Linked DNA regions of Homo sapiens: region 1 is linked to region 2. Evidence: chromatin loops called from intact Hi-C (ENCODE). Cell type or tissue: mammary epithelial cell. All regions are shown on one strand. Each heading gives the region's core, and the rest is flanking DNA. Links, peaks and the distances in the headings are about the cores only.

Region 1 (16,245 bases), core at 6,984-11,983, 59 kb after region 2:
ATTATATCACATACATAGAAAACATAGCTCCATATTCTAAGCGTATACAGAGAAAAGGCTTATAGATATGAATGTGGGTGGTGGCCAACTTATCTAAGCCTTGAGTCACCATCTTTTTACCTGTATCTGTATCCTTTAAAGATTGCTGGTGAGAGACAGTAGTCCATTTCTATAATAAAAGAATATTATTTTGCAAGTATAGAGCAAGATTATGCCAAATGGTAGTACTTACAGTCCAAGGCACTTACATTGTCATCAACCTATGAAAAGCAACCCAAAATCTATAGACAACTGGGTGATTTATAGTAAAGGTCTTTTAATTATTACCATGTGGTGGTAAAAAGAGCAAAAATAGGATAAAACAGCTATCTTCATATGTGATTTGAATAGTTAAATGAGAAACAGAAAACACTGGGATATTTTCATCTCTGTAAATTTGTTACTAAGTGGCCTTTATATGCTTTTTGAAACCCTAATCTTTTCCCCATCTGGATCATAATATAATACATATAATATTCCACTAAATAAACACAAAGATGTTTATAGTACTATTTGCATCACCTCTTTTGGCAGGTTAGGACAATATTATATAAAAATACCACCTCAAGGGAAGATTAAATTTTGACAGAGGTGTCAATAACTCACATTTGGTCTTTGGCGTCCCTAATTATCATCCTTGCTTTCTCTGCTCTTCCCTTCCTGTCGTTCCTACCTTTCTCCAGGTATACAGAGCTCCTGCCTCTCCAGATTTCTCCTACCATGAAGATAAATGATCTGGTTAATAAATTAATGCATGTCTCTACAGATTTCTGTTTTAAGATTAGTCTACAGCATGACTGCAGAGCTAAAACAAGGCAATAGATATATGGAATCTCAAACACAAATAAAGGAAATTTAGAGGAAGGAAAATCTTACTGGTTTCCTTTAAATTACACCACCTACATGACACCATTTGCCCCACCTCTGAATGTTAAGGCTGATTCATAGAATTATCAGCTATAAAAAGATATTTAAAGTTTGTAAGTTCAGGAATAAACAGAATAATAGAGTCCAGTGGTTCTGAGAAGGCCTCTCTGCTATCCCAATAGCTCTTATACACAGAGAATTGCTAACTAAAATCCCAAAATTAGAAAGTGTCATTTCGTTGTCATCTTTTGAAAATGTACATACTCCCAAGCTAGACAACATTCTTAGCTTAATAATGCATCCAGCCAATATTTTCTAAGATACTTCTATGCGCCTGGCTGTGTGCTAGGTACTAAGGATACAAAGATATTTATGTAACGAGCTCAGTAATTAGGTGGAAACCCAGACATGTAAACAAATAACTAAAAGGCAATATAATAAGTTCTATAACAGAAGAACCGACACAGAGATGAGAGTAACTGAGTCACCTGGAAAAAAACTCTTAAAAGACTTCCTATAAAACACAACCTTTTAACTGGTTCCAAAATGAGTGCAGTTTTTGATCAAAGAAGTCAGCAAGCTTGAAGCTGCAGAGACTTGAAAGGACTCTACAAGAAAGGAAAGAATCAGATGTGTGCATAAAATAATCTGTTTGTTTACACCTTTTTGGGGTCCTAGAGAATAAAGTAACTCTTTCTAAACTCAAAGAACATTCATACATCTCCTCTTGATTATAGCTAAAGACATAAATATGCACTAATAAACCAATGTGCTAAAAATATGCACTCTTTTTACTAAGAAAACATGTACCAACAGAGATACGGGTAAATGTAGAAACTACTATATATGTCAGTAGGCATCAAGATAGAAAACAAAATTTTTAAATTGTGGTTTTATTATTTTTTACCTATGTGAACTCAGCTGTCTATTGTCTATTTACTTAACATTATTAAGTGCCTACCAATTGCCACGTGCTTTTCAAGACACTGGGGATTTATTAGAGAAGAAGCCAAAGTAACCGAACTTCACAGAGCTTACGTTCCTAAAGAAGAAGATGGAAAATAAACAAGAAACAAATATGTAATATATTCCAGGTGTGGCTAAGTTGAAGCATCTTGCAAGCAACTCAAGGAAAAGAAAACCCACGTGAAATACAGGGAAAATAGAAAAAGTTTAGATTTGAGGCATTAGAGACTGGCTGAAGCTGCTAGAACTTAAGGTGCCAAGATCACAGAGACTCTGAAACCACCGAGAGGTGGGCAGATATCGTGTTGGCCATTTTTTCTTGCGGGGCAATTCTTGGAATGCTGAAAACTAAGTCAGGGAGTTTCCATACCCTTACGTGTCTATAGGAGTCACCTGGTCCTCTGAATGTCAGGGTCTGGGGAACAGGCATGAGGAAATTATGCTGATACTCTGGCTACTGCTATTACTGTCCTTTGTTCTTTGTCAGTTACCCAGGCATCTCATGACTTCTGTTAAGCAGCAGAGAAGCCAACAGAGGCGTCTCCTGTCTCTCCTTCAAGGGCAGAGGGTGTTTTGTATCTCTTTCACCTTGCTGCAAAGGATGTTCACCTCTGGTCTGAGGGTGATAGTGTTTGTTGCCCTTTCCACAGAAGCTTGTCTTTTACTCTGTAGAGAAGTAGGGGAGAAGGTTCTTGGTAAGGCTTTCTGCCTTTTCCTTTTCCTCTTCCACAACATCTTTTGTTCCCCACTCCTGTGCCTGCATCAAGATGAAGGCTTTCTCAGGACTCCCACCATGCTCTTAATCTCTCTTGTAAGTACCTGGTGAGCTCTGTGGTGATCATGCACATACCTGCAATTTCCCCTTCTGACTGCAGCTCCCAGGGATTCTATGCACTCATGCTAAAACAAAGTCAGTTTTTAGCAATTTGTCAAAAATTGTAGTTGCATTCTTCTGAACACATTTTATGGGGTCCAGCATCTGCTGCAAAAAAGCAAATGCTCATAGTCTGTGTCTCCTTTCAGGTGAATATCTTCCTTTAGATTTTGGGTTAGTTGGCTGCCCCAAAACCTCAGCTCTCTGATGAATCCAAGAACAACTATGAATTTACAGATGATCTATTTTCTATATTATAAGGGTACAAAGGATGCCCTGACCAGCCTTTTACATCCTAAGCAAAAGCCAGAAGATAACTCTCCTTTTTTTAACCACTAGTACAATTCATCCGTATGTTGGGAAAGAAATAGTCACTTATTCCCACACCTTTTATAAAAGCTTATGCTTTTCTTGAATTTTACATATTTAAATGTTTTCACCAAAAAAAGACAAGTATGTGAAGTGATAGATATGCTAATTATCTATGATTAATGAGTTAATCATTTCATGTTGCATACATATATCATAACATCACTGTTTACCACTAAAATATGTATAATTATAATTTTTCAATTTACAACAAAATTTTAAAATAAAAAATATCTAATAATAACAAAATTCTTTGTGAGAAATAACCTAATACTTATCAAAATGTTGAGCAAATGCTTGTGGATTTACTCTGTCTAAATACTTCGGTCCATAACTAAGCACATATAGCTTTTTTATGTCATATACAAACAGATGGTACAGAAATGTCAGTCCTCTTATCATAAACTAGTAGAGTGACAGGCAAATTAATGAAACACATGTCCTTTTTTCTGATATTTAATGTACCAACATATGATAAAAGACTTTACGCTTTATAAAATCTTGTTTTCAATGGCAAATATATAACTGAAAGAAGATTGTCTATCAACAAATTTCACCAAATTGACTAAAGGTACTAATTCAATTAGCAAGTAGTTTTAAGTTAATAGCAGTTTATGTCCTAAATAGTAAATAAGTGACTCATATTTGGCCTAAGAAGTAGCTCATGGGATTTAAGATACAAAGATTAAGTGTGTTTCATTTGAACAAATGAGCTTGGAGAAAAGTACTTCTTGAAGAATATCTTGGAAAATAGACGACTTGGGGGGAAGGTTGATAAACATAGGTCAGTTTTCTACCAGATAAAGAGGCTTGTTTATAATTAATCTGATGGTGCTAAAAAGGCTTTTAATTAGATTTCTAACACAAAATGGGAAAGGATAGGTTTGGGGTCTGAAACACAAGAGTTCAGCCATCTGCTGCCAACTAGCCCTTGCCAACATGTGATTTGCAAGTTAAATTATGCCAGCTGATGACATATGGTGCTCCTTCTTTAAATATCTTACTCAAAATGAGTTTGCTGCTCTACCACTCGGCTAAATACTAAATGCTCTCAAATGCTGAGTTTGGCTTTCAGAAGAAACAATGGTTTCCATAGTTTTCCTTAGCAAACAAATCTAAGTAAAGGAACACAGATCTAAGTTATTGGCTATGTGTTATTGTCCTGCGGCATGATTGTGAGTTATAGAAATTCAGCCTCTGAAATGTTCACATTCAGAATTTACAAACTTAAAATTCTCCTCAGTTTTAGGTTAACGAAGTAAAGAAGACAAAAGTCACCTCCCTAGGTTTTGATCTGTATTTGAGGAAAGAAGAAAGATAATCTAAAAAAGTTAAAAAAAAAAAAAAACTATTTGAATCCATTGCTTCATCTCTAGAATGATGTGTCTGTCAGTTGGCAGAAGAGTTCAGACTGACTGACAGTGCAGTAGGTGTCAAAAATTTAAACCATCAACACACTGCAAAACAACGTATTTTTATTCCCAGTGGTCTAAAGCTGCAAAATTCTGTCTCTCAAGGTTTTGGGCTTTGCAATAGTTACAATAATTTGTAACTATTTGTCTCCAGAATTATTGATCCCATCTGGCTTGAATTAATGCCACATTTTTCCAGACCCTTTGATCTCTCAACCTCTACAAAATTCTCCATAGCAGTTTTAATAGGAACTAACTAAACACATCTATGTAAGCCAATAACTACACTTATGCTAAGACTATATAAGTACACACAAACACACACACATACATCTTCCACTAATCACACCATAAATTTCTCTACCTGCGATACATCCCTATTGTCACTTGAAGGTACGGATTTGAGGCTATTTGATTGAAAATTATGGTGCCTGTCGATCATAGTTTTTGTCTCAGCTGTTTGTACTCCCTATCCAGTCCTAATTTTGTGATCATGACTAAATCTTATAGGTATCAATGGCAGTTCTCTTTCGGTAAGACTTAGCCTCCTAACAAACTTGCAGCATTTTCTCCAGTTGTCACTATGGACTACATCGCTACAAAATTAAATTTAACTCCTTTTCTTTACTATATTCATCTGCCATAAAGCAAAGACTTTATGGATTTCCCAAACAAGGCAACATATCTTAAATATTGATGGCAGTGGCAGCCCATCTGGAGTGACGGCTGCAAAGCTGCCAGCTACAGTGAGGGAAGTCCAGCTGGGGTTGCGTGCTCCGAGGAGACGGTGGGACAGGAACAGGCAGGAGCTACACCTCCTGCCGAGTCAGCAGGGCAGGGCAGGAGTCCGTGCTCCCAGGCACAGCTGAAGCCTCCTGGGTGCAGCTCCAGAACTGGGCATCCCTGTGCTCTCGGGGGCCCAGGAAACCCCCCTTCCCCAACAGGATCAGAAGTGCCCGCTCCTACTCCCTGGCCTCTCCCCACTCCTGGAACCCACTCTGGTGAAGAGCAAAGTTTTAGCCAAGCCCAGGCGCTGTAGCGACCGCCAGTGTGTGTACCTCAGGCAGCACTGACACGGTCAGCCTCCTGCCGCTTCAGACCCCCGCCCCCAGACTTTGGACACTGTGTTAGTCTGTTTTCATACGGCCGATAAAGACATACCTGAGACTGGGTAAATTATAAAGAAGAGGTTTAATGGACTTAAAGTTCCATGTGGCTGAGGAGGCCCCACAATCATGGCGGAAGGCGAAAGTCACATTTTACGTGGCAGCAGGCAAGAGAGAGAATATGAGAACCAAGCGAAACGGTTTTCCTCTTATAAAACCATAAGATCTCGTGAGACTTATTCACTACCACGAGAACAGTATGGGGGAAACCACCCCATGATTCGACTATCTCTCCGTGGGACCTTCCCACAACACTTAAGAATTATAGGATCTACAGTTCAAGATGAGATTTGGGCGGTGACACAGCCAAACCATATCAGACACTGACAAGCATGGGAGGGAGGCCAGGGCAGTGACTGAGAGTGGCTCGACCCAGGCCTGCAGGCACACCTTGGCACAAACATCTTGTGCACTATGGACGGCATGTTGATGACATTGGGAGGCAGACGGGTTCCTGGGTGGAAAGGAGCAGGTCACCAGTGAAGCCCCACTTTCAAGCCAGGGATGGCCTGGAACCTGGGGGCTGGGCTGTTAGTTCCAGGTCGAGTCCGTGGCCTGGAGTGAGAACTTATGGGTGCTTTTTCCAGGCCCACCCATGGCTACCCATAAACCAATTAGCACACACTTCCTCCCTTCTGAGCCTATAAAAAACCCAGAATCAGCCAGATTTCACACAGATGCTGGGACTACCAGCTGTGGGAAGGAGCTACCCACTCTTGAGTCTCCAGAGAGCTGTTCTGTGGCTTAATAAAGCTCCTCTCCACCTTGCTCATCTTTCAGTTGTCTGCATACGTCATTCTTCCTGGATGTGGGACAAGAACTCAGGACCCATCGAATGGTACGACTGAAAGAGCTATAAAAAAACAAACAGGGCTGGAACATGTCCCCACTGCTCACCAGTCGTGGGCAATGAGAAGGAGAAGAGAGCTGCGGCCTTTTGGGGAGCCCAGACATGGGAGCCCCCCAAGCCAGGGCTGCGACACCCTCTTTGAGACTCCGGTCTCTGGCATTTTCAAGCTCCCAGGAGCCACTGTGTTCCCTCTGTCCAAATGCAGGTGCCTGCAGTGGAAGCTGTTTGTGGTGCATCTGATCCAGCCACAGGCTTGCACAGGAGTCAGTGCTCGAGCCGGCGTCTGGAGCTGCCTGCCCTGCTTCAGCAGCCGGCATGCCTGGCTGTGCACAGTGGCCAGACCCCACACTCACTCACTCATGCACCCTGTGCCACTCCATCCCCGACTCACCCTTGGCAGGCATGGGATCCAGGCTGGTAGCCTGAGGCAAGCGCAGCCTGCCAGGCCGAGTGGGTGAAATAAGCTCTGGGCCTCGAGCAAAACTCGAGCAAAGGTTCCACCAGCCACAGAAATTTCTAGCTGGAAAAGTGACACCCGATGGCTCCCATGACAATATTTCATTACTTTGTATCTCTGTGATACAGAGGATTTAAAAATAATGTAATCAACAAATAAGTGAAAATGTAGGTTGATGAACCAACACAAAAAAAATAAAATGCTGGTAGAGCATGAAATGATTGTTTTGGTTTTCCTTGGGAAGCCAAAGGCAATTGGAATTTCAGGGAAACTGACTAACATGATGTATTAGTCTGTTCTCACATTGCTATGAAGAAATACCCAAGACTGGGTAATTTATAAAGATAAGAGGTTTAATTGACTCTTAGTTCCATATGGCTTGGAAGGCCTGAAGAAACTTATAATCATGGTGGAAGGCACCTCTTCACAGTGCAACAGGACAGAGAATGACAGCCAAGTGAAGGGGGAAGCCCCTTATAAAACCATAAGATCTTCTGAGAACTCACTCACTATCACAAGAAAGGTATGGGAAAAACCGACCCCATGATTCAATTATCTCCACCTGGTCCCGCCCTTGACACATGGGGATTATTACAATCCAAAGTGAGATTTGGGTAGGGACACAAAGCCAAACCACATCACATGAGCACTGACCAATGAGAACATAGCTGGTTTAGAATAGTGTCTTGGACTGGGAGGCCCCTGCCTGTGTCAGGAATTAAAACTTTAATTGCTGGACTGTGACAAGAGACAGAAGTGAGGCAATAAGCGATAGGAGATAGTTTGACTTAGGAAAGATGTTGTATAAAACTAGTTCATAATCATTTTTATGTTTTAACAACCAATATGTTATATTTTTATACAATGGCTGAATATTAGTCCCAGTCTATAGATTTGCTTCCAATGTTCCCAATAGTGAATTTTTGTAACACACAAGGTTTCAGAAAATAAATCTTCATAGTTCTAAAGGATACACTAAATCCTGATGAAGTTAAATCTATCACATCTCTTTGTACCACCAGTATCAATAAAACACAGAAAAATCTACCTGTTCTAGAATTGAATATGAGATGCGTGTGTCTGCATGTGCTGGAAACGGTGGGTAAAATGTGTGCATTTCAGCGTTCTAAGCCCTTAAATGTATGATTCAAATGTCTCAGCTTTATTAGACTTTAAATACGAATATTGTCACATTAATTGTAAAGTCTTATTTCCTGTATTTAACTACCACCTTTACTTGCAGGCTTCTACCCCACCCTACCCATGGTATTTCTGATAATTCTTGGAGCGTGCTTGTGATGTGCTTATGAAGCAGAACAGCAGTTCACAGGAGCCACATGACTTGCTCTATGTGCTTAATGTCTAACTTTCCTACCCTTTTTATGACGCTCTACACAAGAGGTTTCTAGACTGTGCCTCACATGCTGATACTGCTGATGTTTTCAGGACACTGAAATAAACTGCATGGTTTCTTTTATAAACTTTATAAACTGTATGGTTTCTGCTGCTTCCTGACCTGGACTTCAGGTACCAAATTCTCTCTGTACTGAAGAGCGAAATTCTAATTATTAACCCTGTGTGGTACACTGTCACTAACATGGAGCAGGGATCCCTCTTAGGGGCCTGCTACCTAAGATAGCTCCCCACTCCCCATGCATGAAAATAAAGAAAAATTTTGAGTTCCTTCAAGGAAATTTCCAGGTACCTAGCTAGCTTTGGTAAGTAAATGAGCAACCTGATAATAAGCAAAAAGGTGATAATAACTTAGAACAACAGCCAAGGAAATTTGAGCCTCAAGATGTTTGATTCCCTTGGTAGCTAAAGGTAATATCTTAACATATATTCCTGAGTTGTTTTTCATAAACCTGGACCCCCACTGGGTAGAAAATGCCATCCACTGGCACACAGATCTCAGATAAAGGGGCACTGAGGGCTGAAATCTGACTGCTGTTCTTTGTTCTAAATTTCTTCCTGAGGGTCCTGGAGTCATGCCCACAGGCCAAACTTCAACATTCCTTTCTGCTAACCCCAAGACTTTAGACAAAGATTTGCTCTCTTAACCAATCACAAATCAAAGAATCTTTGAATCCACCTATAACCTGAAAGGCCCTGCTTCAAGATATCCCACCATTTTGGGCCAAAGCATTGTATAACTTCCATGTATTAATTTATCATTTTGTCTGTAACTTCTTTTTTGAAATTCAACCCTGCCTTTAAAATCCCTTGCTTGTAAACCATCAGGGAAGTCAGGTCTTAAGCATTAGCTGTCCAATTCTCTTTGCTTGGCACCCTGCAAATAAACACCATGCTTTCTCTTGCTGCAAACCTCAGTGTGGATGTTTGGTTTTACTGTGCCGGATAAGCAGACCCAGGCTTGGTTTGGTAAAACCAACCAGGCCACAAGGTGTCACTGCTTTTGCCCTTTCTCACACAGTCCTTTCACTTCTTCCTTAGCCACTATTTAGTAATGGTTTCCTCTGAACTCAAAACTATTCCAGAAGGGCAGTGAATTGAATGATCCACAATAAAATGTGACTCAGACTACACTATGAGTGTCCATCCTCTTGCACACAATGATTTACCTAAGCAAGGTCAATCAGAAGTTGACAAGGCTTCTGAAGTTGACAAGGCTACTGAAGGAGGGCTAGTTTTTCTCCTTCTGTGAGATCATAATTTTTTTAAAAACTGGCTAAGTCTGGACACTCCAGGAGCCATCTAGATGCCACACAGAGACAGTCTGTCTTGAGAATAAAGCCAAGAAGAGGCAAACACAGCATAATTTAGAATGGCGCTCACTAACAGAGTTGCCACCACGCAGTGTTTTACATTTGAACTGATTCAGAATAAATGGAAATACTTTATTTTCTCAGTTGGCCATTAGCCGCACTTCAAGTACTCAATAGTCACATGTGACAGTTGAATTAGACAGTTGAGATATAGAACATTTCTATCATCACAGAGTGTTTTATTGAACAGCATGATCTAAAGGAAGAAACTGAGTTCTAATTTCATCCTTTAAACCCCTGTATCCAGCATTGCCTAAAGCTGCATCCACTTTAAATTTCATTTTGATTTAAGCTAAAATAATGAAAGCATGTTTAACTTTTACTTGTGACCTTTAAAAATTTACAACATAAACTAGCCCTCGGTCCTTTTCCTCAGAACCAGATGCAGAAAACAGACAACCTTTTCATGTTTTTCCAGGTTTTTTTTTTTTTTCCATGAACTATCCTGAGAAGACTCAACCTCACCGTCTCCTTCAGAAAATACACACACACACATAAGCACACATTTACCATGAAAAGAAATTTGAGGCAGGGGTTTGGTAGGTGTTATCACAAAGCCAGTCTCTAGTGTCAAAGATAACCAAATCGGACACTAGTTTAAAGTAGTGAAAACAGATTTTATTCAGTAATTGTTAACAGTAGGAGAAAGAGCGGAGCTGCATTCTGATTTGCACAGAGGTGACTGGGCAATTTAAAGCAGGGAGTCAAGTGAAAAATTACAGTCAGTCAGTATAAATGCCATTAGGCCAGCTGTGTCTGCTGGCTGGCAACTACTGAAGTTAGGATTCTGTTCTCTTACAGAGCTTGGAAAACACAGACTATCCTTCCTGATGACTGCATTTCAAAGGAATGGCTTTCAGGCCCTTGAGAAAGACACTCTTGAATTGTATGAAATACAAATACATCTCAAAGAAACACAGAAAGGATTTCCAATTTTTTTGTTTGTTTGATAAACATTCTAAGAAAGGGAGACCTATCATCAGATATTGAGTAGAACAAAGGGAAAATTCTTTTGACAGCCCAGAGCTTTTCAAGACAGGCACTCAAAAGAGGGCTGGATTTGTCCCAGAGACAGGCCTTAGGTAGCTATTGGCCATGTTAAAGTTTGGTCAAGTCTCTCGGTAGTGCACGGGTTTGAATGGAGTATTTGTACCCAGAGTTCTTTGCAGTTCTCATTACCTAGATTTTTCCAGAATGCTCAGTCAAATGCAAATCATGTAATTTAATCTACAAGGCAACCTTCTGATGCCGAGATCATTATCCACTTTACAGATGAGGGAACTAAAGCTCAGAGGGCTTAAACTACTTGTTCAGGTCACATACCAAAAAATTAAGAAGCATATTGGAATCCAGATTTCTGACAAAATTGTGTTTTTCCTCCTATCGCCCATAACTTTGTCTCCCTACAGAGCTCCCTAATTTTTCATGCATGTTTCTGTAACTAGTTTTCACAGAAGTGCCCTTGCCTTTAAATGACAAAGCCTGTAAGATTTGAATAGGAAGGAAAAAAACTCAGAAAAATGTCAGAAACTTGTGATTAACAGGCAGCAGGTGTATAAACTGAAAGTGCGAGACTCACATCCATTGTCATCTCAGCAAATGGCTTGGTCCCAAAGTTGCTGAAGGGGGAAATCTGATTATCTTTGCTTCCCCAGAAGACTGATAAATCGAATTCAGACTGTTATTGTTCCAGATACAGCCTGAATCTTCCATAGGATTTTAATCAGCAGCAGCATTATGTAGCATATGGGAGTTATTTGGCTGAAAGGAGACTCCAACTGTCACTGGTACATCCGCTCAACATGAAAGGAAAATAATAATACAAAGTAATGGGGCTTTCTTATCTACAGAGCAGCTTCCCTCTGAGAAACTCTGTGGTTTACTGTACTACATCTTTACAACATCCTGTTACGTGGGTCAAGCAACTACTTGACTATAATCTTGGATGTTTACTGGCTGATTCCACCAACATTTTAATGTCTTTCATAGCTCTTTCTCTATCTCAACTTATAAATCCTGTTTCCTCTTACTTTTCAATCTCTTCTGTTCTCTTTATTGGTTAACTTTCACCCATCCCTTCCCATTTAAATTGTCTCATCCTTCATTCATCTTTCTCAGTACTATGTGTTTTCCTTTCCTATCTTTATTTTATAGAAGCCTAGATAGGGAAATTAGAATTCATACGACAATAGAGTCTTTAGTTCAGTTACATCATCCTGTTTTTCTACAGTATCGGGCAAATGTAGCCTTCACTTTACTTATTTACTCCCTTAGTCACCAAAACTCTATGGAATGTGTTTGTTTCAAGATTCGAAAGGGAGTAACACATGGTCTTTTCCTTCAAACATGGAAGACAAACCAACAGCTAATGACAATAGAATGTGATAAGTGTCATCTTCTTACTGAGCCCATTAAAGTACAGAGAAAACACACTAAGTGTGTGGTGCCTATGGTGGCTGATCCCTAGAGCCAGATTCCAGAGTCAGGCTCAGAAACCAGTCACCGGGTTTCTTTAAAACCCTTCCCCCATCTCTTGACCTTTGTTGACATGCCTCAACCCCCATCCCCACCCTTTTGCTCCACACACCTAGAAAGGTTGTGAAAGGAATATTATGCTTAACAGTCTTACACACACCTGAGGATGACATTGACTGAGCTCATCTGTTAACTCATGAGTCAGCATTTCTAGTAAACTAGGAATCAATCTAAAGTACCCCCCCACCCCACCGTGTGTGTGTGTGTGTGTCTCTCTCTGTCTCACACACACACACAAACACACACACTTCTCTTTTTCAAATTACAGGGAATATGAGCAATGAACAAATGTTTTGCTTCCTAATAGCACCAACATTTTTTTTTAAAAGTATCAAGACTCTCTTGAAATTCCTATATTTTGTCCAAACATGTAGTCAAAAGTGGTGAACTAGTCATTGCCAGTTTTATGCCCTTGGGTAAGAGATAAACTTTATCAAATGACAGCAAAAAGAGAAGGATGGTTAGAAAGAGAAATGATCACGAATTACACACTAATTCAGTAGTGGAGCCAGCTAAGAAGGTACTATTTCCTTTCCCTGTCTCTGGACCTAATCATCTAACTTCAAAAAGTCAACTGCCAAAAGAGAGAGAAGATGCCTCCTCTACCATGACATTACCATCAAAGTGTTCAAGCTTTAGAAAGGAATACCTAAAGTAATGAATGCTTGCAAAAGAAAATCTATGCTGTCTGTACTTGGGTGGGAATTCAGTAAAAAAGAATTCCTCCTTCACAATTAATAATGAAAAAAAAAACCTATTTCATTAACATCAAAAAAACCCTAGGAAAAATTAGGCAGCAAAACAATTCTGAGTGTCTCAGATAAGGCCTGAAAATCAGAATCTAGTCACTTGGGATCCAGAGAGATGTGACGCTGTTGTTGAGAGTTTATGCTGAGAGTAAAAATTAGGTAGCAAAAAGTCTCTATATAAGATTGTAATATAATCCTTTTTTTTAAACAGAAATAATAACCTTTTCTTCCTTTCTCTTTGTATAAACACAGTACCTAGGACATAATAGATGCTAAATGTTTATTGCATAGGTAAATAAATAAACATTATTTTCAAGCACTCCAAAACGAGATTTAAAATAATTAGCATAAAGAATTATAAACATAGAAAGCCTTTTAGATTCAAAAACCATAAGCATAGAACTAATAAAAACTGCATAGGAGAAGTTCAAAACCCACATATTAACCTCCCAATAAATTTGTTAATCTCGATTTGCAGTAACAACACTGTTATTGCAAAACCAATACATCTTAGGCTAATGGGCTAATTGCTTCAGCAAACATCTTAGAAGCCTCACTGTTTTCACACAATGAACTTTTCATTCTTGTTTACGTCTGAGTCTAAGGCAGGAGTGGGATGTGGAGGCGAGATACTCTGCACCATGAAGCTATTCAGGGACCTTGATATTTTAATCTGTTGGTTCTTTCATTGCCTATCACCTCAGGATTATCCACAGGATGCCCTCCATTTAGCCAGCAGATGATAGAGACAGGGAGCATGTGGTAAATGGTATGGGAGGTTTTGTGGTTCAGGCAGGGATATGGGCACATTCCTTCTGCCCACATTCCACTGGCCAGAACTCAGTCTTTGACTTTAAGTCAGACGGGCTGAAGAGCTTCCTTTTGATAAATAATAGGCATGTTAGTTTTTAAGCAGAGAAATGACCAAGATGAAAGTTGGGAAGTACATTGGCCATGCTGAGTAGAAGAACCTAGTGAAGGGATAAACTAGACACAGGGAGATCTGTTAAGAAGCTATTGCAGTAATGTGGGCAGAGAATGATGAGGCTCAGACTAAAGTAGTAGAAAAAGAATAACAAGAAAATGATGAATTTGCAACATACATTGACTGACTTGTCGACTGAACAGGAATGAACCAAGTAATATTCTTGGGTTTTACAAATTTATAAAATTTGGGTGGGCTTTTAGTTAACTGATGCATTTTTTTGTTGGTTTATTAGTTTTTTCTCAAAGGGATTATGATAATAAAGATTTAAATGTGAAGGAAGTTCATAGAATGCAGTGTCTGTGGGAAGTCAGGGAAAGCTAATGAAGAGTCAAGAAAAAACAAAGGGAATGTTTTGAAATTCTGTAGATCACATCGAGGATTTTAAACTCAATGTGTGATAGCAAATTAAGTGTCAAAAGAGGACAAATTATCTTCAAATATTTTCCCCTATTTGTTTTGTTGCTATTCTCCACAACTGCCAAACATTCAGATGCAAATAAAATGCTTGAATAAATAATTCCATTTTGGCTGTGGCAACTGGCTTACAGTATGCATTTTGGGAAATTCTGTAAAGATGTTATTTTTAGGGCTTTGAGGAGAAAAACTACCTGGGAAGCTAACTGGTAACCACTTAATCAGACAATTGATCTAATTGAAATAGCTTTAGTCACATTGTTGACATGTATTATAGCAATTAACTAATGCTCAATAAGTTTAAAATACATCATGAAAAGTCCATTACTTAGACAAATAAGGGTGCCATTAATCCCTAAAAAAAAAATCTACATTTCAAAGCCTTCCTGCAGCCTTTCTGCAATTTATGAGAGACAAGGACATAGCAGCAGTACCGAGCACAGGGTGATCCCTTTAGTGGTAGTAACAGCCAGAGTGATTAACTTAATGTGAGAGCATTTCCATTTCCTTGAGCATGTCAGCACCCCCCTCTTGAGTCCCACCTGGGGCCAATTACCAGAAAATTCCAGAATATTCATATTCTCTCTGTACTGGGTCATTCACAATAAAAACAAAAGAGACTTCCTTTCTTTAGGTCTTCTACACATTTAATTCTTTTAATGGAAAGAAACGAATTCACATACATCTCTCAGTTGTTCAATACAAACTTGGGAGAAGTACTTTTCGGCATCTATGCTGTTTCTAGGCAACAGGAACATTTTAAATAAAATTTTCATTAATTTCTCAACAATTATGCAATAATTTACACGTGCAAGTACTCTATCAAATACCTTTCATCATACATATTCATAAAGTAGAATTTGAAAAATACGCTCACACAGTAATAGATTCAGAGTGCAAAATGGAGCAGCAGAATTCCTAAACAGGAACATGTCATTGCTAACAAATAATAAAGCACCAAAGAATACTTGAGCTACTATGAAACAAGTACTCTTTACTTAATCCTTGTCACAACCAAATAACGTAGATGCTGATATTGATCTCTATTTAGAGATAAGTAAACTGAGGCACCAGAGGGTAAGTAACTTGCTGTAAGTCACACAGTTGGGAAATGACAGAGAAAATGCAGGGACTCGGCTGGCTGCAGGGTTCACCCTCTTAACCCCTTGATGTCTCTTGGAGCAGGAGCACAGAGAATATTTCAGTATCAGAAGCTACATATGTGGTTTGTAGGATGGGAAGGGCATGGGCAAGAAAGGAGCAGAAGGGGTGAAACGGAAGTGTTAGGCAAGGATCAGGTGATAAGATATTTGGATAATAGAAATTACAAAACTATTTGCTAATAATTCCAGTAAGAACAGTGATAATCATAAGGCTGTGGATTTGCACAAAACATGCAAAAAGGTAATGGACAAATCAGGGTTGGAGCCTCAGCCATCTGCATCTATTTCCAGTCTTTTGAAAAATAAATACTGTTCAAGTAACTCTCCATTGAGAGAGGCTGGGAAATAAAATTTGTTTACTTGTAATTAACGTTGGTCACCTTTCCTGAATTGTTGCTTAGATGCCAAAGATTTCTACCTACATCTTGCTTTCAGAATTTTCTGCCGAGGATCAAACTCATGTTACCGATTGCAGTTTCCTCAGTAAAATTGTCTGTGACATTCTCAAGACCTATCAAATAGAATGTTCTGCATCAACACATGTTTCTATAAGACCAATTTTCTCTTGATTAGAAAATACATCTCAGAATCTGTGTACACAGGCAAATGT
Region 2 (16,245 bases), core at 6,899-11,898:
TACATATATACAATGGAGTATCATCCACCCATAAGAAAGAATGAGATCCTGTCATTTGCAACAACATGTATGGAACTGGAGGACTTTAAGTGAAATAAGCCAGACACATCAAGGCAAACTTTGCATGTTTTCACTCATGTGTGGGAGCTAAAAGCTATTGTTTCTATTGAACAATAGAAATGCATACAAAAATATAGATAGAATAAATACAAGAGTATTTGATAACACCATGAAGATTACAGTCAATAATTTATTGTATATTTTAAAATAACTAAAGAGTATAATTGTGTAACACAAAGTAATGATAAATGCTTGAGGTGATGAATACCCCATTAACCCTGTTGTGATTATTACACATTGTATGCCTGTATCAAAATGTCTCATGTACTCCATAAATATATTCATCTACTATATACGTATAAACATTTAGAAATAAAAAGAACACATACAAGTGGCCAAAAAGCATCTGAAAAACTGCTCAACATCATGAATCAGAGAAATACAAATTAAAATGAAAATGAGATACCGTCTCACACCAATCAGAATGAGTGCCATTAAAAAGTCAAAACAACTGATGTTGGCAAATGTGTCAGTCTGTTTGCACTGCTATAAATGAATATGTGAAGCTGAGTAATTTATAGAGAAAAGAGTGTTATTTGGGCTCACAGTTCTGCAGGCTGTAAAGGAAGCATGGTGCCAGCATCTGCTTCTGGTGAGGGTCTCAGGAAGCTTCTAATCACGGCAGAAAGCAAAGGGGAGCCAGCAAGTCCCATGGCCAGAGAGGGAGCAAGAGGCAAAAGCAGAAGTTCAGGTTCTTTCATACAGCCAGGTTTTGAGTGAATTCATAGAGTGAGAACTCAGTCACTACCATGAGGACAGCATCAAGCCATTCATGTGTGATCCACCCCCATGACCCAAACACCTTCCACCAGGCTGCACCTCCAATCATTGGGGATTACATTTCAGCATGAGATTTGAAAGGGACAAACATCCAAACCATATCATCAAGGATGTGGAGAAAAGGGAATACTTACACACTGTTGGTGGGAATGTAAATTAGCACAACCTCTATGGAAAACAGTATGGAGATTCTTAAATAACTAAAAATAGAACTACCATTCAATCCAGCAATCCCCACTACTGGGTATCTACTCAAAGGAAAGGAAATCATTATGTCAAAAAGACATCTACATTTATATGTGTATTGCAGCACTATTCCCAACAGCAGAGCCATGGAATCAACATAAGTGTCCATGAAAAGATGACTGAATAAAGAAAATGTCTTATATACACATCATGGAATAGTATATAGCCATAAAAAAGAATGAAATCATGTTTTTTTGGAGCAACACAAAGGAGCTGGAGGCCATTATTCTAAGCAAATTAATGCAGGAACAGAAAATCAAATACTGCATCTTCTCACTTATAAATTGCAGCTAAACAGTGGGTACACATTAACATACAGAGGGAAATAATAGACACTGGGGACTCCTAGTGTCTCGAGTCTATAAAAAAAATTAAAGAGAGAAGGCCTCTAAACAGCAGAGCTTTGTTGATCCTATGCTTCCCCCAGCCTATGCCTGCTTACCACCTTGAGCTCTGCCTCACATATTCATGGTTACTGAGACAGAATTATGGCGATTGAAGTAAGGGGCTGAGGATTATGATTTGTGAGGCACAGAAAAGCAAGAACTAGCTAAATGTAATGGTAAGTTATCTCTGTGAGGCTGGAAATAGAGTCAGAGCTAATTTGTGATATCTGAACCTGGAAAAGTTGATGGTTAGTAATGTGGTTAGACCATTTTATCATACACTCAAAAAACCATTGTTACTTGTCCATTATAGTCAATTTATGCATCAACAGGAAACAAGGCAAAAATCAGAATTGCAGCTATTAACTCGTTAAACATATTCTTACTTTTCTCCCTATTTTGACATGTGTGTCTCCCCCAATCTAAGAGTGGTTTTCAGTTATTCATTCAGCACTAATTAAGTACTTACTCTTTGTAAACATTAAATGTTTGAGGTAAAAAGATGAAAAGATTCTGTTGTTGTTGACTTGGAACTCACAGTCTAGCGAGAAAGACAGTTGTAGTATAATCTCATAATATGCTTATGAGAGCAGGTGTGAAAAATAAGTACTCTTTCACCATTTCAGCAGAAAATAGCAGAGTGAAAGTGTGTCGTAATACTAGAAACTGACAAATGGATCCTTGCATATGTGAGTCAATTTATAATTTAAGATGGTAGTGATAGCTCTGAAACATCAATGCAATGATTTTCAAATTCTAAAGTGCATTTAAATCCCCTGGGATCTTGTTAAAATACAGATTCTGATTCAGCAGCTCTGCAGTAGGACCTAAGACTGTGCATTTTCAGCAAGGTCCTAGGTATTGTTAATGCTGCTTATCTGCACACCACACCTTGAAAAGCCACTGGTTCATGAGCCCTATCTTTATATATTCCAATTCAATAGTCCCAGAGTGGGCCAAAGTATCTTCACTTTAAACAGCAATGCAAGTTATTCCAGTGCACATGGTGCTCACACACTTTCATAAAGCATTGATTTATGAGCTCATAAGATTTCTCCATTAGCAGTCTCTCCTTCTAAGATTAACACGTTTTCTAATTCCTGCCACCTGGACATTTTTTAACACACCTTGTTAATTTAGAGAGATGCAAAATAAAACTGAAAAATAACACATTATGCTCAAAATTAAAGTAGAATTTAGAAGACATGTTCAGATTTACTTCTTCCAAAATAAATACTTAGTCAGGATTCATTATTAGTTGATGCCTCGGGTGTTGTATTAGGTGCTAGGGTTACAAAGATTGAGAAGAAAAGATCCATGCTCTTTTAAATAAGCTTGTTTCAAATGAACAAATATGTACTGAATGCCATGCTAGACATCATGCTAGGCATAGAGGCATTGCACAGTCTTGCAGGAACTAGTCTTAGTTGTTTGGAAAATATTGCTTAAATAACTGAAATTTTCTCTTGGGTTTCCTCTGATTAGTTCCAAAATTATTCTGAAAACTTTAAATATGTGTGCCATATATAACTTCTTATATGCCCATTTGAACTGCCATCACCTAGTACACAAAAAAGAAGCATGTATTCAACAAATCTTGGTTGCATTTAATATAACTAAATTTCTAAATTCCAAAAATTATTACTGAGTTGCTTATCAAAGATAAAATAGCAATTCAAGCTTGATACTGTATTACAAGACTTTGTAATTACAAGACTTGTCTGCAAGCAGCCAACAAACATATGAAAAATGCTCAGCATTGCTAATCATCAGAGAAATGCAAATCAAAACCACATGAGATACCACCTCATACCAGTCAAAATGACTAATTAAAAAATTCAAAAATAATAGATTCTGGCGAAGTTACAGAGAAAAAGGAATGCTTATACACTGTTGGTGGTAATGTAAATTAGTTCAGCCACTATGGAGAGCAATTTGGAGGTTTCTCAAAGAACTAAGAATTCAACAAACATTTCACCCAGTGATCTCATTACAGGGTATATACCCAAAAGAAAATAAATCATTCTACAAAAAAGACACATGCACTTGTATGTTCATCACAATGCTATTCACAGTAGCAAAAATGTGGAATCAACCCAGGTGCCCATCAACAGTGGATTAGATAGAGAATGTAGTATATATACACCATGGAATACTACACGGCCATAAAAAAGAAAAAATTTATGTCCTTTCCAGCAACACAGATAGAGCTGGAGGCCATTATCCTAAGTGAATTTATAGAAACAGAAAACCAAATACTGCATGTCCTCACTTATAAGTGGAAGCTGAACATTGAGCACACATGGACATAAAGATGGGAACGATAAGACACTGTAACTACTGGAGGAAGGAGAGAGTGATGAGAGGGATAACGGCAAGAGCTGAAAAACTATCTACTGGGTATTATGCTTACTACCTGCATGATAGGACCATTCCTACCCCAAACCTCAGCATCATGCAATATTCCCATGTAACAAACCTCAACATGTATTCCCTGAATCTAAACTAAAAGTTGAAATTATTTTTTAAAAAAACAAATGTCTTTATGTGGCCTGTTTTACTCTTGCTATTTAAATTTCTACAATAGTCTTGATTTTTTCTCTTCCATGTTAATAGAAGAATAATTAAGAGAAGAATGCAAAACACACAAAGCCATGCTTTTCTTCCCCTCCCTGATTTTATCTCTAAATTGTCTCTATTAAATTAGAGCAAAAGAGACTCTACATTTAAAATTGCTTTATATTTTGTAACGTTGCTATACCCAAACAGTAAGTTTTTTGTCAGATGGCTGTGTCAAATACTGGAAACAGAGCAAAAAATCCCAATAAAGGTCATTTTAGTTGCAAATAAAGAACATGGTTTCTTCTGGGCAAAGTCTATGATCTGTGACATTACTAGCTCAAGAAAGGCATACTATTCTGTTTTCATTTATGTTCCAAACATGATCAGTTAACCTTAAAAATACCAAATAAATGCCACTGAAAATAGCTCAGCCTAGAATTCCTAGAGGAAAATAATTTCAGGTCTATTTCTGTAGTTATTACCAAAATAAGAAATGTGGTTGGTTATGGGTAAAAAAGTCACTGCAGAGAGGCTGAACTGATGATAATGGAAAAGCAACATGCAGGAAGAAAGCTGCAGCCATACTCAGAAGTGTAACTTGTAAATGCTGCCCAAGGCAGCAAACTAACTTTTATTTTTACCCTGACTTCTGCCTTATAGGTCTATAAATTCTTCCAGCCCCAGGATCTCTGATCTTAAAATGATTTCCTAGATATGCGTAGAGAATACAGTTTTCTCTTCAAACAAGGTTAGATACAGCACAATTTCTCATTTTTGTTCAAACTGATATATTAGCAGATTCAGCCTTGACCCAGGAAATAACAATAGGGCTAGAGGGGCATAATGCTTCGTGTTCTTAACCTACTTCAGCCAATAATTATTTCCATTTCAGGGCCAATTACTTACGTAATGAAGGACCTGTTTACTTACTCCCATCCCATCAAAAAAAAATTAAAGTTTTATTTACATCATTCAGTTTTTAAAGATCATATTAGAAAGGGATCACTTTTATCATAAGTAAACAAAAGACAGGCTATCTCAATGCATGTATACAACTCTACAAAATAATGGAAAGTAATGTTTTAATGATGGTGATTAGGGCCGGCCGCAGTGGCTTACACCTGTAATCCCAGCACTTCGGGAGGCCAAAGCAGGTGGATCACTTGAGGTCAGGAATTCAAGACCAGCCTGGCCAACATGGTGAAACCCCATCTCTACTATTATAAAAATACAAAAATTAGCTGGGCATGGTGGTGCATATAAGTAATCTCAGTTACTTGGGGGGCTGAGGCGGGAAAATTGCCTGAACCCGGGAGGTAGAGGTTGGAGTGAGCCAAGATCTTGCCACTGCACTCCAGCCTGGGTGACAGAGCGAGACTCTGTCTCAAAAAAAAAAAAAAAAAAAAAAAAAAAAAAAAAAAAAAAGATGGTGATTGGTTTTCATATAAGTATGCCAATCTGTCAATTTGAATTTTCAAAATTCTCTTCTATATTCTACTTAGAATAATTATGTGTCCTTCTGTGGAACTCCTCACCTCAATTTGTAGTAACAGTTAATTGTACCTCAGATATTTTTACCATTATGTTCATTACATAATGGTTTCATTAAATATTAGGATGAGGAATGGCTAATAAAATCCCCAAGATTTATTTAACCTTGTGCATTTTATTTTTAATATAAAAATTATTCTAGAGAATGTTACTTGATTATTTCCCACATTTTAAGGGGGATAAACAAAACAACCTTGTATTTTAACATTGAAATATTCTTAAAAGTAAAATTTGAAATACGCTAATTATACTGACATCTTTTGTAAGTGATAACACATAATTGAATGGCTCCTGTACCAGAAGAATCACAACTATGGAAAAAGACAAAGAGCCTAATTTATTCTGACTAATCAGGATTGATGCTAATTAAAGAAGAGTGCAAGATAATGACTTCATTACTACCTGATAGATGGAAATAGATTGTTCTTCTAGGTAAAATAGCAATTAAATAACTTTTTTAAAAGGATTTCTTTTCTGAAGACTTTCTTCTATAAATGGTGAAGTATTCATATAAAGGTCTTTTTGAGAAATCAACTAGAAAAAATAGATTTCATCAAAGGCTGTTTATTCTTTAGTATTTTGTCACATTTCCTGGATATGCACAAGAAAAAGACAGTATCTGAACAGGTGGCAATCAGAACAAAATTGACTTACATTATTCGGTGGAATGTTTTGCATTAAGAACATAGTCTAGTGAAGTGATTAAAGCACAAGTTCAAATCCTAATTCCTTCATCAATCAGCTCTGTGACCTGCAATCAGGTGTTTTAACCTCACTAAGGCTTAATTTTCTCACCTGTAAAATTTTTAAAATAATAGAACCTGCTTCATAGAGTGGCTTGAGTATTAAATAAAATTATCTGTGTAACACTCATAGCACAGAGCATGGCATTTAGAAAGAGCTAAATAAATATTAGCTAAAGTATTAGTTTTCTCTTGGCATGTAACAAATCACCACAAATTTAGTGGCTGAAAACAACACAGTGTTATTATCCCACAGGTTCCATGTGTCAGTACCCTGGGCTTGGGATTGCTGGGTCCTTTGCTCAGGGTCTTCCCAGAGGAAATTACGGTATTAGCTGGGGCTGCAATCTCATCTGGGGCTCAGGGTTTCTTCCTGGTTTACCAGTTGTTGGCAGAATTCAGTCCCTTGCACTTGGGAGACCGAGGTCCCTAGCAACTGGAGGTGTTACCCCATTCTCTGCCAAATGGCTCTTCTGTGGCATGGAGGTTTGTTCTTCAAAGCCAGCAAGAGTGCATCTACCGCTGCTTTCTTCTACCTACCTTCTTCCATCTCTGACTTCTAAATTGTTTTTATCTTTTATTTTTTTTTGGTGGGGAGCTTTGTCACCCAGGCTGGAGTGCAGTGGTGTGATCTCTGCTCATTGCAACATCTGCCTCCAGGGTTCAAGTGATTCTCCTGCCTTAGCCTCCCAAGTAGCTGGGATTACACGCCCGCCACCATGCCCAGCCAATTTTTGTATTTTTAGTAGAGACAGGGTTTTGCCATCTTGGCCAGGCTGGTCATGAACTCCTGACCTCAGGTGATCTGCCCACCTCGGCCTCCCAAAGTACTAAGATTACAGGTGTGAGCCACCACGCCCGGCCCTAAATTGTTTATTATTGTTATTTTTGAGACAGAGTCTCGTTCTGTCACCCAGGCTGGAGTGCAGTGGTGCGATCTCTGCTCACTGCAACCTCTGCCTCTCAGGTTCAAGCGATTCTCCTGCCTCAGCCTCCCAGTTGGATGGGATTGCAGGTATGTGCCACCATGCCCAGCTAATTTTTTTGTATTTTTTGTATTTTTAGTAGAGACGGGGCTTCATCATGTTAGCCAGGATGGTCTTGATCTCCTGACCTCGTGATCCACCCACCTCAGCCTCCCAAAGTGCTGGGATTACAGGCATCAGCCACCGCGCCCAGCCAAATTATTTTTTAAAAGAGCTCACCTCATTGTGTCAGATACTCACAGGATCTTTTGATCAATTTAAACTAGCTGATTAGGGACCTTACTTACATCTGCTAAATGTCTTCACCTTTGCCATTCAAGGTAACTTAATCATGGTGATATTCCATTATAGTCAGAGTTCTCCCCTGCACTCAATGGAAGGGGATTCCTATCAGGGAGTATGAATTGTGAGGCTCATCTTAGAATTCTGTCTACCAAAGCTATAATTTTATTATAATTTTATAATTATTACTAAATATTAACTGGAGTGTTTATTTAAAATGAGTCTGAGCCAGGTGAGGTGGCCCGTGTTTGTAATCCCACCACTGTGGGAAGCAGAAGCAGGTGGGTCACTTGAGCCCAGGAGTTCAAGACCAGGTTGGGCAACATGACAAAACCCCATCTCTTCAAAAAATACCAAAGTTAGCTGAGCGTGGTGAGGTGCACCTGTACTCCCAACTACTTAGGAGGCTGAAGTGGAAGAGTCATTTGAGCCTGGGAGGTTGAGGCTGCAGTGAGCTGAGATGACACCACTGTACTCCAGCCTGGGTGACAGAGTGAGGATCCTGTCTCAAAATGAAATGACATAAAATAAATGTCTGAGATTATGATTAGTTGTACCTTAACATTTCTTCAAGCACCTGCATTTTAAACTCTCATTGAGTATACCATTGAGAAAACAGTATTTTAATTTCTTGAGGATTTAGCACATCATCTAAACAATTTATTCAAGGTTGCTTTTTCCAGGTGTTTACATCATGGTGAAAAATAATAGCAGCAGTGAAAATACAAATACCACAAAGTTATAAAATATCCAAATACAGGCCTAAAAGACATTGCTTCTGGTATAGTTATAAGCTAAGCTGCAGAAGCATCTCTGAAAACTGTAACTGAAAAGTTATGAAGAAATTTAAGAAAAATAATGATCACTAGCACTCCTAGATGATGATTAACACACCTAGATTGCCAAGGGAGATTATTACCTACAAAATGATAAGATTTTTCATGTATACATACACACACAAACTGCTTGCAAAAAATACACTATTTGCAAAACAAAAGAAAAAAATGCGAAAGAATGTTTGTAATGGGTAGCTTTGATTTTGAAAGAAACAAAAAGCCTTTCCATGATTAACAAGATTACCTTAATCAAAATTAAAGAAATGACATAATGGTTAATTTATGGCTTGATTAAGGTATAGTAAGGGAGCAAACTATAGTAATATTTTGACAGAATATACTTGTAACGGAAATGGCTGCGCTTTAGTCAGGAGTAGACTGAGGTGGCCTTTTGGTGAAGTGTGACTCAGTGGGTTTGGAGCGCAGGCACACCACCCCCACATATTATGTAATCACTCCATGTAAGGCACATTAGGAAACCACTCACGCAAGCTCATACTCGGCTCAGAGCCACTATTGTCTGCAAAAGGTATAATTACCCTGCTGCCACTGTACCTATGGCTCACACCCAGGCTTGCACCCAGAGAGAGAATAAGCCATGTCAAAACTGCCTACGATTCCTCAAGTGTTTTTACAGTTACTCACCACTCACCCACTCACTCCCCTCAGACCTTAGCTTGGACTGGAACCTGACGCTTGGCATGATGATAATTTTCAAAAACAATTATCAAAACTATTGCATAATGGAGTCTTTCGATTTCTGATAAGTCCATAATATGTATGGCAATTAGTTCATTGTAGGCAAAAAAAAATTTAGGGCAAGAAAAACAACAATTATTTCAGAAACTCCTTCAGGAATAGGTGTATAGTAGAATTGATTGGATGAGATCTGTTCAACTGAATGAAGAGAATCAAATTATAGGAGTTAAATGAGTCAAGTTAAGAAATTTAGGAAAGTATATGCAGGTTAAAAAGTCCTTGAGGAAAAACAGAGCAAATAAGGAGAAAGAGGCAGGAGAGCTACAAAATAATTTACATTTTTGCTTCTACAAAATGAAATGGAATCTGACCAAATAGAACTAAAGTTTTAAGAGTGAGCTGCACATTCACCTCTCCTAGTAAACTTGGTAGTAGGTTCTTCATTTCATGGCAGTGATTTATAATGAGGGAAACTCTCAGGCAAATTGACTAACCCTTAATGATAGAACCTGGTTAAACCAGGCTCTTATTGGAGGAAAAACTCAGAAGTCTTCAGGGGCTTTCTGAATCAGATTAAAAGTGAGACCATTTAAATATGAGATCAAAAATAAGATTTATGGTATAATATAAAAGAGCTTAATTAAGTGTACATGCCGATGAGATTCCAGATACTGAGTGTGCTTATAATTGATGCCATTGATTTAGTCATGATCAGTACATTGAATTAAATACTCTAATTGCATATTATTTCACTGGTTCTTCTCTTAGACTTTGTTTCCTTAAGGAAACTTGTCCAGGGAAAAAAAAATGAGAGATCATTCTGTTGGTCACTATTGTAAACAGGTTTGGATTGTCATAATTACTCTTCCCAATATTTGCCAGGAAGAGGTGAGGGTAGCATAAAAAACACTAGGAAATCATCAGAAGAGAAAAAAAAATCCTTCTCAAAATCTAGTATCCTCTTTATTTTGTAAAACTTTTTTTTTTTTTTTTTTTGAGATAGAGTTTTGTTCATGTAGCCCAGGTTGGAGTGCAGTGGCACAATTTCAGCTCACTGCAACCTCAGCCTCCCGTGTTCAAGTGATTCTCCTGCCTCAAGCTTCCCAAGTAGCTGGGATTACAGGCATGCACCACCATGCCTGGCTAATTTTTGTATTTTTAGTAGAGATGGGATTTCACCATGTTGGCCACACTGGTCTGGAACTCCTGATCTCGGGTGATCCACCCACCTCGGCCTCCCAAAGTGCTGGAATTACAGACATCAGCCACCCTGTCTGGCCCTATTTTGTGAAGCTTCATACTGATGAAATTATTGATGCATCTTTATCACTGTGGTTGGCCGAATAATATCCTTCCTTGAAAGATGTCCACACACTAATCGCTTACACCTCTGACTATGTTATCTTATATGGCAAATTGGATTTTGCAGATGTAATTAGGGTCAAGGACTTTCAGATGGAGATATTATCCTGTGGGTGGCACACAGATTATATTGTGGCTATCAATCAACTTAATCACATGAGTCTTTAAAAACAGTCTTTCCCTGGCTGTGGTAAGAGAAAGAGATGTGATGATGAAAGCAGACTTGGAGGGATGTGACATTGCTGGCTTTGAATTTGGAGGAAGGGGCCATCAGCCAAGGAGTGTGTGCAGCCTCTAGGAGTTGGAAGAAGCAACCAAACAGGTTCTTCTAGATGCTCCAGAGAAAAACTCCACCCTGCTGACACTTCTATTTTATCCAAACAGGACCTGTATCAGACTTCTAACCTACAAAACTGTAGGATACTAAATGTAGGTTGTTTTAGGCATTAATCTTGTGGCAATTTGTTACAGCAGCAATAGAATACTACTATAATTACTAACGGAAATTTAGCAAAAACCATTCTATGTTAGTAAAAAGTAGTTCCTTCAGAACTACTCCTTCAGAGGAGCAAACAAAAATGCAGGAAATAAGGAAGAGTGAAAGAAAGCCAATTATTGCTCCCATCTGTTCTTCCTTTCAACCAGTTCCCACTACAACACCTCTATTAGGTTAATTGCCCTCTCAGGACACTTAGGAAGTATAGAGCTGTAAGGTGTAACAGTGAGGAAATCCTAAGCTGAATAATTCAATAAATCTGAGTTTGAATTCTACCTTTGTCACATAGAGGACTTGTGGTATTGAGCAGAGTATTCAAAAAGCCTGATCCTGAGTTTCTTTATCTCCATGATGAAGATAATTATCCCCATAAGGGTTGTCAAAATAATCAAATGAGCTAATATTTAAATAATGGCTAGTGCATAGTATATCCTAACTGAATGAATTTTAGCCTCTTATTATCACTTTTTCTAGTGAGTTACATTAAACCATAAAGAAGTTATATGAGTAGCATAAAGTTCACATTAAGAAAACCACAGGAGAAAGACTAAATTTCCAGGACTCCAGCCTCTAATTATTTTTTTCACTATTGCCTGCAGCCTCTATTGGTCAAAATATGTGTTATTATATTACAGAGTTCTGGCTGGGCACGGTGGCTCATGCCTGTAATCTCAGCACTTTGGGAGGCCGAGGCGGGCAGATCACCTGAAGTCAGGAGTTTGAGATCAGCCTGGCTAACATGGTGAAACCCCGTCTATACTAAAAATACAAAAACTATCCAGGCGTGGTTGCACACACCTGTGATCCCAGCTACTGGTGAGGCTGAGGCAGGAGAATCGCTTGAACCTAGGAGGCAGAGGTTGCAGGGAGCCAAGATTGCGCCACTGCACTCCAGCCTGGGCAACAGAGCAAGACTGTTTCAAACAAACAAACAAAAAACAACGAGAGTGCCTCAAATTGCCATCTTAAGTGTAAAAATTCACAAAATATTTAATTACATTTATAGGAACAAAATGAACTTGTCTTTATCTATGGGCATACCTTAAAATTATCTTTTACTAACTCTTCCACTAACTCAAAGAGTAAAACAGTATAAGTCAATTTTCGTATTAACCTCTTTAGATCCTTGTTCTTTGTAATGGATATAATCAATAAATATAGACTTAGAAATGAATCAGTTATACGATAAATAACTGACCTTCATACTATCACTGATCTTTCAAAATAACATTTAATAATTCTTAAGCCACAAATATTAATTTACTGACATATATATTAATGCAATCTCAGCATGCTGGATAATCTGTTTTCCAGATAGGAACATGTGGCAAGTAAGCATTACATTTTCTACAAGACAGGCTAGATTCTAAAATCAACATGTAAAGCAAAATAGAGGGAGTTGTTTAATAACATCAAAAGTGCAAGACCTGTCCTGGGAGTCTCCCTAATTAATCATCTCATCCCATATTCCTTATTAAAACTTTAAATGAATTAAGTGTTTGGCTCACTGATATGTGGGATGCACCCAAAGTAATTGAATGTGGTAATTGAAAATTTGTTAAACCTGTCACTGTACATCATTATCAGCTTTAAATCCAACAGAGAACAATTAGCTTACAATAGTTATAGTTGAATCAAGTCCACTTTATGGTTGAGTGAGTAATGCACATTCATCAGTAAATTAAATTAGACTCCAAGTAGATGAACAGGATAAAGGTTGCATGTGTGAATGGTGTAAATAAAGTAAAACATAGGATTTATGGAGTGCTAAACCTATTTCCAGAAGCAATGTGGGCTAAATAGCCTTCATTACAGCCTCTTAACCAGCAGACAGGTCATGGATCAAGCAAGAGTCTGAAAATAAAAATCTACTTAACTCTAGCCCCTGGCTTATGATTGATGTGTTAAAAGTAAATAAGCAGATGTGTAAATATTAATAGATAGCAGATAGCATCATCTTCCCATTGCCACACAAGACTACTACAATTTATAAAAGCAGAAAACTAACAAACTCTATTGTCCGTTATATTTTACAGGAGAAGGCTTTGGGGTAAGAATGCCCCATTATGCTCTCTCAACTGACTAGTATTTTTAATTAAAAGTTACGGTTATGCTCATTAACAAAAATTTTACTGCAGAGTTTCTGCAATGATGGAAAATATTTGAAATATTTGGTAAGGATACATTTATTTGGCAAGAAAATTAAAGTTACATTGGTCTATAATGGTGTATTTTTATACACACTCATAAAAGGTTTTAGGTGCAGACATATGTTCTGTTGAATGACTTGGAATTGAAATAAATATGATGCTGAAAAACATAACAAACAGATACTTGTGTTACTGATGTGTTTGAGAAGCTCAGAAATAACAAACATTGGATAATTGTGTAAATGCCAGATATAACTCAGTTGCAATATCCTACAACTCTGAAAATGTGTATGCTTTGATCCAAGGGTCATCTAAATTTTAGGTTATAGACATAAAATGTACACATTTATGCTGTTTAGGGCTAAAAATTTGATTAATTTAAAACTAGCAGTAAAACATAGAAGTGGACCTTAATGTTTATATTTCCTACCAAGGTTACCTCCCCACCAGTATTATGGTATCTGAGAAATCAAATTAGTAATTTTAATTTTTTCTGGTCAGTATGTTTATAGTCTCAATGAATGTTTTATTGCATTCAAGCTGAGTAAAAAACATATGGGTGCCTTTGAGTTTCTAGAGATAGACTGCTATCTCTCTTAGAAAATATATTTAGGAAAATATTAACTATTGAGAAGTTTTTATTTCTCCCAGCTGCTCCCACCACCATTTTCTAGATTTCTTGAATTAATTTTCAACATATTTTCATCACATGACACGTTATAGCATTTTCAACAATTACCTTCTCCATTGATCATTTCCTGTTGCCTTATAGCCAGCCTCCTAAATCGCAACAATAATGTCTACAACTCTGAGGACAGAACTGATTACTTCTGGAAAACCTTCCTGAAGATAGCTAATCTTGGCCTTCTAAGTTCTTGTTGCTTGCAATAATAACATGGCAGCTCTTGGTAAGTGTCCTGGTGTATTTTTGATTTGTACTTTAGGCATGTTTTTAGGGTCTTCCAGTGACAGTTGAGCTAATAACTCCATGGCCTATGGATTTCCAAAGAAATGTATAATATTTAATTGTCATTTTTATTTATTGATAAAAAGGTATCCCTTTTATAAGAGATTTGGTTCTGAATAGTTTATATAGAAGGTAGAAAGTATGTCTTAGGTTGATTCAGAACTTATATTTCTATATAATAATGTCTGCCATTTTTTATTTTAAGCATTTCCCCTAAAAATTTTAAAAGTAGACATAGTTTTAAAGGGAATTTCATTACTTTGGGGCTACAAACCTGAATATGCTTTTCTTTTTCCCATGATTAATTAAGACCCATAATCTCACCTGATCTCAAGTTGTCTTTGGTTTACTGGCATTTGGAGTCTTGTTTCCATCTGGGTTATAACCTTTCATTGGCGTCTTTATGATAGACGTGTTGGGAATGTAGGAGAACCTTAAATCCATCCAGTGGGCTTAAGTTGCTGTTGATACTTTTTTTCCTCTATAAAATGAAATCAATACCTTATGTGAAAAATATTTGGAACATTCTACAATATAGATTTTTTAAAATTAAAGATTGTGTAGTTGACTGAAACTATATAATCCTTGTTCTAGTGAGCCAAATGCTAAATTCTAAGCCTTACCTAAATGGTTCAAAAGGTTTTAAACACCAAAATAATATACATTATTTTCATTTAAGTATCCCCTGTGTGTATGGCACTGTACAATGTTCTTTGGGTGGAGAATGCAAAATAAATAGAAGATGGATCCTACCATTGAGAAATCATTATGCACATGTATGAAATGAAAAGCCAATCAGTAAAAACTACCTATACATTAGTTCCGTGTGGTATGGTTTCAAGTCAGGTGAAGTCCTTAAGGGTTATAGGATACAAATACATAACGTCAAAAAAGCACAACCACCTTCATCACATCAAAGACCCTCTAGGCCAGCACATAGACAATAATAAGATGCAAGAAAAGACAAGCACTATAATAGAAATTCAAGCCAGACAGTTTCCCTCAGTCTTTAGCACTGGAAAACTACCCGCATTATGAGTGAGGCTGCAGGAGCTAAAAACAGACGCTCAACATTCATACAAAACTGAAACTTCAATATCATAGCAAACCAGGGAATAGTCTAAATGGTTTTAAGTGATTAAAAAAAAAACTAAGTTGGTTTTGATCTGCAGTTTTTCTTCCAAGTAGTCTTTCATAAATTAAAAAAAAAAAAACAACACAGTAAACTTTAAAAAAGATTCAGTAAACTTCTGTATCCCAACCAGTAAAGAATCCAAAATAAATACTTTTCCTTTTTTGTCTTATTATAGATCTATTCACCTATATCCCTCTATACAGGCATCAATTTACCTATATTTTAATGAATTTCCAAATAAGTTTCAGACATCAGTATGCTTCCTACCTAAACACTTTTATATAATTAGTTTACATTTTTTAGGTTAAATGTACCTGCTATACTGTGCCATTAAATTAATTTTGACACATGCATAACCTGTATAACCTAAACCCCCATTTTTAAAATATTCACTCTTAGTACTTAATGTAACATATCAAGAGGTTGAATACTACCTCACCCAAGAAAGTTTCCTCATGCCCCATCCCACTTAGTTCCTACCCCTAGACCTCCAAGAGACAACCACTCTGAAATTTGTTTCCACCAAAGATTAGTTTACCTGCTCTATAACATCATAAAAATGTAATTATATAGTATGAACATTTTACTTAAAGCTTCTTTCACACAGTATTTTTTAAGATTCATCCATGTTGTTGCACGTTTTTTTTTTCATTTTTATCACTAAATACTACCGCATCATATGAATACACCATAATCTGTTTATTCATTAATGTATTAATAAACATTTTCAGCTTTGGATTTTTATGAATACAGTTCCAAATAACATTCCTATATAAGCCTTTCTGTGCATATATCTTTTGATTTCTCTTGGAATGAAACCAATGAATCATAGAATAAGTGTATATTTAGTTTTATAAGAAAATATTGTATACTCCCAACAACAATGAATCAGATTTCCAGGTGCCCTACACCCTCACTAACATTATCCAGCTCTCCCTCTCTCT

What was found. Peaks named below come from ENCODE experiments on the same cell type or tissue, not always from the same donor. Only the 100,000 strongest peaks of a DNase experiment are listed, where the experiment ranks them.
Region 1: it touches region 2 in a loop (2.2-fold over the local background); 1 of 110 quality-filtered maps calls a loop at or near these places.

What each region holds. Positions count from the first base shown.
Region 1 is chr3:106,815,568-106,831,812 of GRCh38, forward strand. It overlaps LOC101929534 (a long non-coding RNA gene), which reads right to left and starts at 7,503. Exons shown (of 3, transcript XR_001740472.2): 1 at 1-7,503. RefSeq lists an enhancer at 14,468-15,061. In mammary epithelial cell, for the core only: a CTCF peak has its summit at 9,406 (motif pointing right); no DNase peak of the experiment used is centred there.
Region 2 is chr3:106,756,515-106,772,759 of GRCh38, forward strand. No RefSeq gene overlaps it. Among named protein-coding and RNA genes, the nearest start is that of LINC00882, 480 kb to the right of the region's middle. RefSeq lists an enhancer at 8,385-9,584. In mammary epithelial cell, for the core only: no CTCF peak of the experiment used is centred there; a DNase peak (open chromatin) is centred at 9,007; H3K27ac peaks cover 1,886 bases.